2 separate regions of the Mus musculus genome follow, and region 2 is linked to region 1. The links are chromatin loops, found by intact Hi-C in ENCODE. Cell type or tissue: left cerebral cortex. All regions are shown on one strand. Each heading gives the region's core, and the rest is flanking DNA. Links, peaks and the distances in the headings are about the cores only. Region 1 has its middle 25 kb from the start of Gm33100. Region 2 overlaps Bmp2k (BMP2 inducible kinase).

Region 1 (4,399 bases), core at 151-4,150:
AGGGAGGGAGGGAGGGAGGGAGGGAAGGAGGGAGGGAGAGAGAAGAGTAAGACAGATTGAGCCACAAGGAGGGAGGAGAGGTGATTTTAGCTGGAGCATGAAAGGCCCTACATGAAATTATTACAGGGATTTTGGCCAGGAAGTAGCCAGATTACCTTAGAATAATGAGGTGGATCAATGACTGCCTAGGTATTTCAGTGAAGCTTGAAAATAAATCTTGGTTTCTCTGTGTCACTACTGGGGAATTAGCTAGGATAAAGAAAAAAGAGCCACTGTATTAATTTATATTTACTATTTATACTAATTTACTATTTGTATTTATATTATTTATATATTTATATTAATTTATATTATATTTCTATAATCATACATTAATAAAAATAAAGATAATATTAATACAATTATATATAAATATATAATGTATATTAAAATTACTGTTACAGAATGAAGACTCCTCCACCAAGGGATGGCCACCAGCCACACTATTTGCCAAGAAGTGGTTGCTGCTGCTCTGAAATCACATTTAGAAAAGGGAATACACACTTATCACTCTCCTGGTTAAACAACCACTGTACTAACTACCACCTGAGACTCTGCTCCCCAGCTCGTCCGAATCCTGACACTTCAAGCACATAATGGCCAATTGGGAGCTGGGAACCCACACATAACTACCTGTAATTCCAGCTCCAGGAGATTGTAGAAAGAGCTGGCCTTTGAGGGCACCTGCATTTATGTGAATACTGCCCCACACATATGCATAATTAAAAGTAATAAAAATAGGTTTTGAAGATAAAATGAAAAGATGCTCAGTACAGTAGTAGAACATAACCCTTAATAAATGTTATTTTAAGCCATGGTTGGGGGTTCACACTTGTACTTACAGCTACTAAGTTTCTTATAAAAATTAATTAAAATTTTTCATACAATATATTTTGATTATTTCCCTCCCTTAGTTCTTCCCAAACTCCCTCACCTCCCTATGCACTCAACTTCATGGTCTTTCTCTTTCTCTCTTTCATAACACAAAATCAAACGAAAACCCTCCAAAATTAATTTAAAAACATGGAAATGAAAATCAAAGCAAGCAAAATGCAGGAAAGAAAAATGAAAATGTCAAAATAAAATGAAGCAAAAAGGGAAGAAAGAAAGAAGAGAGGGAGAGGGAGAGGGAGAGGGAGAGGGAGAGGGAGAGGGAGAGGGAGAGGGAGAGGGAGAGGGAGAGGGAGAGGGAGAGGGAGAGGGAGAGGGAGAGGGAGAGGGAGAGGGAGAGGGAGAGGGAGAGGGAGGAGAGGGAGAGAGACTGTGCCTGGGCATGGGTCCTGCTCTATAGTATGATTGATATACACAGTGAGACTCCACTGGAGAAAACTGACTTGCAGTTCCTTGAGTTTAGTTTCTCAGCAGGTATCAACTGTAAATAACTTCTTGGTTAGAGATGGGACTCTGTCCAATTTGTCCCATCAGTGCCAGGACACATCTGGATTGAACTGGTGCAGGTGTTGTATGTGCTGCCACAGTCTCTGTGAGTTCATATGAGTTCTGAGACTCTCACAACAGCTGGCTAGACCAGCTGGAAGCTGCTTCTGCCTCTGGTTATCCTAAGGGACTAGAGACTGCAGATACTTATGTAAGCGCTATGTGCCTGAGGGATAAAAGCCGGATAGAACATGGAGGCAGAGCCATGACCTTAGGATCAGGATGCTCAGATCTGGAAGACCCTGTTTCCTTGGAGTCATTCCTCAGCTACAGCCATTCTTCCTCCTCTTCTGCAAAGATCCCAGATTCTTGACAAGACAGGCTTGATGACAACGCCCCATCAAGTGCTCAGACTTCTCTCACTCTGTATATTGTCCAGGTGTGATTCTATGTCAGTTATATTATTTTTACTTTAATCATAAGATAATCATACAAAGCAGCTATTATTATTAGTTTGGAGATTGAAGGATGATTACTTAAATAGTTCTAGACATTCTTGATCTAGTGATATTGATCCTGGGGTCGTTTGGGACAGAGCCTCGGTCCTGGCAGTCCTCACAAGCTAGGTTAGGGCACTTGTCCTCGATAGATCAGTTAAGGAAATAGGTAATAATGAAAAACAGAAAAGAATTTATTCAATACAGTAACATTTGAAAGAAGAACAAAGAAAGATATTCAGTGGTGTGCAAACCCATCAATAAATGTGGCATCTGGGTTTAAATAGAGGGAAAGAGGTGGGCATAACTACGCAGTCAGGGTCGAGATGTGACCACCACTAACCCCCTGTCTAGGCTCTCATCTGTCCTACAAGATGGTCTGACAAGTTGTGAGGGTCTCTTTTCCAGAGACAAGCTCCTTTTCTGGTTGGCATCTTGGGAATGATTGTCTCCATAATTTGAAGGAAAAGTTGTCTCTCTGTAGTATATCTTCATACCTACCACACAGTTGCAAGATCTTACCTCAAAAAGAAAGACGATTCTGCTACCTTATATCATATGTTATTATAGTGTTAGTCAAGGAGGGTGGTTTTCATTGCCTCTGATTTCCACAAGGTGGCAGGTCAACTTCAAAGCCAGATGGTTGGTTTTGTGTCCAAGTAACAAAATCTATTTTACTTGTTTAAGAGTAGTTAGTCCAGATAGGAACTACGTGGAAACATGCTTTGCAGAGTGCATGTCATATTCCAGGAGTCTTGTTGTGACTGTAAACACTTTCTCAATGAAGATTACGTAACTCAGTTCTTTGCTGTTCATCATTCTCGGGGAAGTCTGCATTTATATGAAGTATGTGTATGTGCGTGCATGTGTGCGTGCGCGCGCGTGTGTGTACATATATATATATATATATATATATAATACATTTGTATGTATATATGTATATACTATATGTGTCTGAGTGTGTGTATACTAGCTTAGTCATGGATCACCTTCACTGATGAGTATCTGCAAGTCAGCTCACTGAACACTGGTTAATCCATGAAGACAGTGAAGGAGAAACTTTGCAATCTGGAAGGAGCCCTGGCCTTGTAATATGGTGAACGTTAGAAGGCAGGAGACTCTAGATCAAGAATATACTTGGTCTGGAGATTAGGTGCTTCAAAAATGGCAAATGAAGATACTGGATAGAAGGTTCTCAAAGAACCTACTCGTGCTTTTGAAGGAAATGTTTAGGGTAATGTGATCCAGAATTTACTTCTGTATATTTTCTGCTGTCCATTTTCATATCATTTGCATGCCATGTTGATAGCCTCCAATTTCTGCATCTGAATTGTCTTGAATGCATTGGGTTTGGAATCAGATCAGTCTGGGCTCAGATCTTGGCTTTCTACTTAACTACAACAACGTGTATGTAAATCAGTATGTAATTGGCAAATACTCCTCTCTTTGCAACCTGATACTTCAGCTACAAGTAAGTCCTTACCCAAAAGAGTTATGAATATTTAATGACATGAAGAGTATTAGAAAGTTAACTCAATAAAATTCAATTAGTGGAGAAAGACATAAAATCATTTGCCCTGCCATACTAACCTGAGGTGGCCAGAAGAAAGATACCTAAGCAACTACCTAGGGCATCACTACCACAAATGAATGTGTGATGGAGAGATGGGAAGATGGAGTTTGTGGTGGTGAGATAGAGGAAAAAGCAAAGCCAAGGGGTTTGTATACTATGGAGAAATATGGAACTGGAGACTGAACAGCAGCAAGATGAGGAGGCCATGGTGGTCTCCACATGGTCTTAGCCCAGGTCTCTGCCACAAAAGGCCATGTCTGGATTCATGATGCAGCTAGGGTCTGTGTCATTGTCTGTGGCCTGAGTTACCACCAAAGGTGAAAACCATGTGGATGTCTGAGGGTGTGCTGGCATGGGGGTGAAGGGGATGATGTACTGATCTGAATAGCGCATCACCTGAGGCCATGGGACATCCAGGCCCAGGTTGTTGCTAGGGATCATGTCTGGGTTCATGGTCCTAGGGCATCATGGGTCTGTGTTGATGTCCCTTGGGCATGCAAGCGCTGGCTGGCTCTATACCTTGTGGGAGATGTTCTCCCCTTCCTTACCTCTTTCCAGCCTTGGCCCTGAGGTTATGAGAGCAGAAGAGCTGTCTCTGCCCCTCACTGATTGTAGCACTAAGGAGTGTGGGCTCTACACCTTGCCAGAGCAGCACAGTACAGCTGACTCTGGTGGCAGGGGTGCAGATGAGCCAGGCCCAAGAACATGAGAGCAGGAGATTTGACCCTGCCCCTCGCTGAATGCAGCATTAAGTGAGCTAGCCTGGGAACTACTGGAGAGCTTGCCCCAATGGTATGGGCCTAGGAAGACTAACCAAATCATCTACCTCCCAGGCCCAGATCCAGAACCAAATAGGGCTTTGAGTTGTCCTACCCCAACATCTACCCCATCTATGATCTGCTAGAGCATGTGA
Region 2 (4,399 bases), core at 299-4,298, 200 kb after region 1:
AAATAAATCTTAAAAAAAAACAAAAAACAAAACCAAAAAAACAAAAGGTGTGGTCAAATAGTATGCAGATACTAAGTCCAGTGTTAAATTAAAAAAAAGGGGGGGCTTTGAAGTGTAAATAGCAGAGGCATTGTAAAGGGAGAGACCTGACTTCAGTTACACTTATCAGTAGCTGAGTTTATATCTTTATGGTGGCCTCTTGTTCTCCTGCTGTAAAATTATGGTAGCAATTATAATGATTAATGTGTAGTCCAGTAGCCGAGGCTAGGCCAAGTAAGACACTCATTTGGGGATGACTGATTTTACTCAAAGATTTTGATTTTTCTCTCTCTTTTTGCATGCTTCCTTCCTTCCTTGCCTGCCTGCCTGCTTTCTTCTCCCCCTCCTATTTTTTAAATTTAGGGGGGGTTTTGTTGTTTTTTGTTTGTTTGTTTGTTTTGTTTTTGTTTTTTTGAGACAGAGTCTCTCTCCATAGCCTTGGCTGTCCTGGAACTCACTCTGTAGACTAGGCTGGCCTTAAAGTCACAGACTGTAAGGCTCTGACTTGCAGTCACTTCCTGCACAGTGCCGTGAACTACTCATGCCACGTTTCTGCTACTGTTAACGAAGGTTTCTAGCTTATCATTGATTCCGTAGACATTCTGGTCTGACTTGCCCTGGTTCCTTCAGGTGTAACCTCACTCTCCTACTTAGACTGTGTGATGCTCTGACCTCTCAGTGGGGAGAGTCCCTTTGCCTGAGGTGTACCTGCCTTCAGCTTTCAGTTCAGCTCCTGCTTATGGTGACCCAGACTGACACAGACACGGCTTTAAGATGAACTGTCCTCCAGGCTTTACAGCCTCATGACAGTTATGAGTAGTACTTAGAAACATGATTGTTGTCCTGGTTGTTTTCTTAGTTTCTGAAGTACAAAATATCATTGATTTATAAATGTGTTATCATTTTTTTTAATTCAAGGTTTACCCAAAAGAATAGTGTATACAGTGATTCTGTGATCATCTTCTAATGATTTCTGTGGGCATCAATATGAAGATGACATGTCTGTAAAGGGATATTTACAGAGTAAATCTGAGGAATATGTCTGAATACTAGTATTTCACGCAGTGCTTTAAAAGTTTAATAGTCTATCTATAGCATAAGATCATAACATGTTCTTTTTTTTTTCTTCTTCCAAGAATTCTTTTCTTCCATCAACTCTTCCCGAGCCGATGACTGCTACTGAAGCTGCTGCTAGGAAAAGCCAGATGAAAGCCAGGTAGGCAGGGATGCGCTGTGGCCGATGGGCATCTTGTCAGAGGAAAGGCTGTAGTTTCCATTCCATAAACACTGTCTCCACTTACCCAGTATGCCGAGTTGTTCAGTCTGTGGTGCTAGAGCTTAGATGGTAGGTGAGGAAAAACAAAAGCTCAAAGGTACACTAGAGGGCCTGACAGCAGGCTCCTGTGAGCGCCCGCTCACCAGGGAGGGCCTGAGGACCGACCCGGACTGTAGGACTGTTGATGTTGCAGGGGGCCGTCTCTGTGGACATGTGGCTGTCGTCATTTTTGACTCTGGCTAGTCTGAATTCAGGGAACTGCAGAGGCGAGTTAATAGCTATTAAGCCTATTACTTCTATTTAAGGAAGGAAAAAATAATTGTCACAGGCCATTAGTGTATGTAGTTTGTAGAATTTATGTGTGTATGTGTGCTTGGTAAAGAATCAAGTTTGAAATCTTATTTTTCAGTAATTTACTCCATTAGTAAGCTTTTGCAGGCAACTTGATTATTAAAATGAACTATGATTGGCTATTATGTAAATGATCTTGCCGACTTCATTACATTTTTAGACAGCTTGTACCATACCACTCTGGTCATCTGGTCATCTCCCCTGTTATTATTAGGAGACCTCATACCTACAATATGCTTATACAATTTTCTGGAAAAAAAATTGCCTTCCAAAGTTTTTTTTTTTAATAACTTCATGCACCATAATAGCTTTTGATCATGTGTGCTTCCCTTACCATTCTTGTCTCCTCCCACTGCCCCCCTTCACTTCCTCTTCCCAAACAACCCCCTTCTATATTACTTCCTGTCTTTCTTTTTATCACCTACTGAATTCCTTTAAGGTACCAACCGGAATTTTCTGAAATGTTGTCATGCAGTTTTTTGTTACTTTCCTTTTAGAAAGATAAGTGTTGGGGGGCTCCCTCTAGTGGTACATAGAGGTATTATGAAAGAGGGGTAGTGTGTGCTGCAGGAACTGTGGGCATGATAAATCAGGCATATACAGTGTTAGTTGTTAAATCATTTGAAATCATATTAAGTGAAGTCACTAAAAATATAGGAGAGATTTATTAATGTTTTATAGAGTTTATAAGTATAGAAAGCAAAGTTGAAAAAATATGTAATTTTCAGATTATATTGGTCCCACACTCATGCACATACTGGCAGTACTAAATGGACTGAGTGGGTATCAAAAACAAACAAACAAACAAAAGATCTCATGAAGTTGTGAGGGGCAAGTTTTGAGGGAAATAAGGAGGAAGTTGGAGGGGAGAGATTTGGGGATTGGATTTGTTTCAGATACATTGTGTGCATGTATGAATGCTAAAAATAAATTTACCTATTTTTATTGTTGTTTTGAAATGTCACTTATGTCTGCTAATCCTTGTTTTCAAAATTGTGCTTGCTGTTCTGCTGTGTGCATTTGGGGCTTATGCGGAGTCCCAGTCAGACATTTCTCCTGATTGCCATTCAGTGTTCTAGGACAACAAAGGTTGGGTGAGCAGGCAGCCTGACTTGGCAAGCACTGGCTTCTCTGGTTTTACCTGCTCTAGGAGACAGACAGCATTTTCTTTCTCTTGAGTCCAAGTGAGGGGGATTATTTCTTGTGTCTTTTTAAAGAACTGGATCTGGGTTTTGTACAAAACCCTGTGAGAACATTGCTCTCTGTGCACTCTCAGTCGTAATGCTGTCCCTTAAGTCTCCTGTACTTCCAGCTTGGCAGGCTGACGTTTCAACAGCTATGGCTGCCTGTATTGTTTTCTTTATTAGCTTTATTGAGCTGATATTCTGAGGTGGATACTTAGAAGGAAACCAGATGACTGATGTGGTCATCTGTAATAATCAACTGTGTCTGTATTTTGTAGAATGAATAGTAATTTAGAGATAATTTCATTATTTGGAATGAATTATATTTTTCTATTATAGAATAACAGATACCATTGGACCAACAGAAACCTCAATTGCACCAAGACAAAGACCAAAGGCCAATTCCACTGCTGCCACTTCCAGTGTGCTGACCATTCAGAGTTCAGCAACGCCTGTCAAAGTCCCTGCTCCTGGGGAGTTCAGCAACCACAAACCCAAAGGTAATTAGCCTTTGCAATTCTGACCTTTCGATAAGGTTTGTTTGCCTTGGAGTATAAATAAATTTAATTGACCATCGTAAAGCACAGAGCCCAGTGCTTTAAGGAAAGCCTGGCTACATGGCTCGGTCAGTAACGTGCTCGCTGTGCAGGCATGAGCACCCAGGTGGAGATCCCTGCCCCCTCAGTAAAGACAGATGGGCATGGCAGTGTGCTTCCGCAACCCAGCCTGGGTGTGAGGTGGTGCACGGTGTGGTGGGAGTGGGCCGCTGCGGGGGATGGGCTAGGGGTAGAGACAGGCCTGTTTCCGGTTTGAGGGCCAGCCAGTCCAACTGCAATGACAGCTTAGTGAGAGACTTGTCTTTAACAGAAAAACGTGGGACAGTGACTGAGGACATCCAGACCCCAACCTTTGTCCTCTGCATGTGGATGAGCCCTCTCATGTACACACACGCACACACACACACGCACGCACGCACGCACGCACGCACGCACACACGCACACACGCACCACAAGAAACTGTCTACTGATGTCCCGTAAACCAAACCTTTTTTATTTAAATTAAGGACCTCAACATAAAACCAGATACACTGAATCTGAACTATTTTTTTCTAAAGGCAAAGCAGAGTTATTAGTGATATAAATGTTTATAGAAGTCTCGGTTTGCTTTGATATATGGTCATCTCTTTGATATATGGACCCAAGCTCATCTCTTGGGTCATCAGCCGAGAGCTTTGAGGCTGGCTGTACAAGCGCAGGAGACTTAGATTGGACAGGAAGGGATTTCAAGTTCATCTCGTAGTGTTACAGGTCTCTCGAGCCTTGGGGAAGGAGCCATGTGGAGATGACAGCATAAGCACTGTCTCATTTGATTGTGAGAAATCGTTTTTATAATGCTTTTTTGTTTGAGTCAGGGTTTCTCTGTGTAGCCCTGGTTATCCTGGAACTTGTTCTGTAGACCAGGATGACCTCACACTCACAGAGATCTGCCTGCCTCTGCCTCTGTAGTGCTGGGATTAAAGGGATATGTCACCACCATCTGGCCTGTTTT

Evidence for each region. Peaks named below come from ENCODE experiments on the same cell type or tissue, not always from the same donor. Only the 100,000 strongest peaks of a DNase experiment are listed, where the experiment ranks them.
Region 2: it touches region 1 in a loop (5-fold over the local background); 24 of 42 quality-filtered maps call a loop at or near these places.

The regions. Positions count from the first base shown.
Region 1 is chr5:96,852,017-96,856,415 of GRCm38, forward strand. No RefSeq gene overlaps it. Among named protein-coding and RNA genes, the nearest start is that of Gm33100, 25 kb to the right of the region's middle. In left cerebral cortex, for the core only: a CTCF peak has its summit at 2,525 (motif pointing right); DNase peaks (open chromatin) are centred at 1,558 and 2,524.
Region 2 is chr5:97,053,677-97,058,075 of GRCm38, forward strand. Bmp2k (BMP2 inducible kinase) reads left to right here. Exons shown (of 16, transcript NM_080708.1): 9 at 1,176-1,255; 10 at 3,190-3,350. Among named protein-coding and RNA genes, the nearest start is that of Paqr3, 56 kb to the right of the region's middle. In left cerebral cortex, for the core only: a CTCF peak has its summit at 2,194 (motif pointing left); a DNase peak (open chromatin) is centred at 2,185.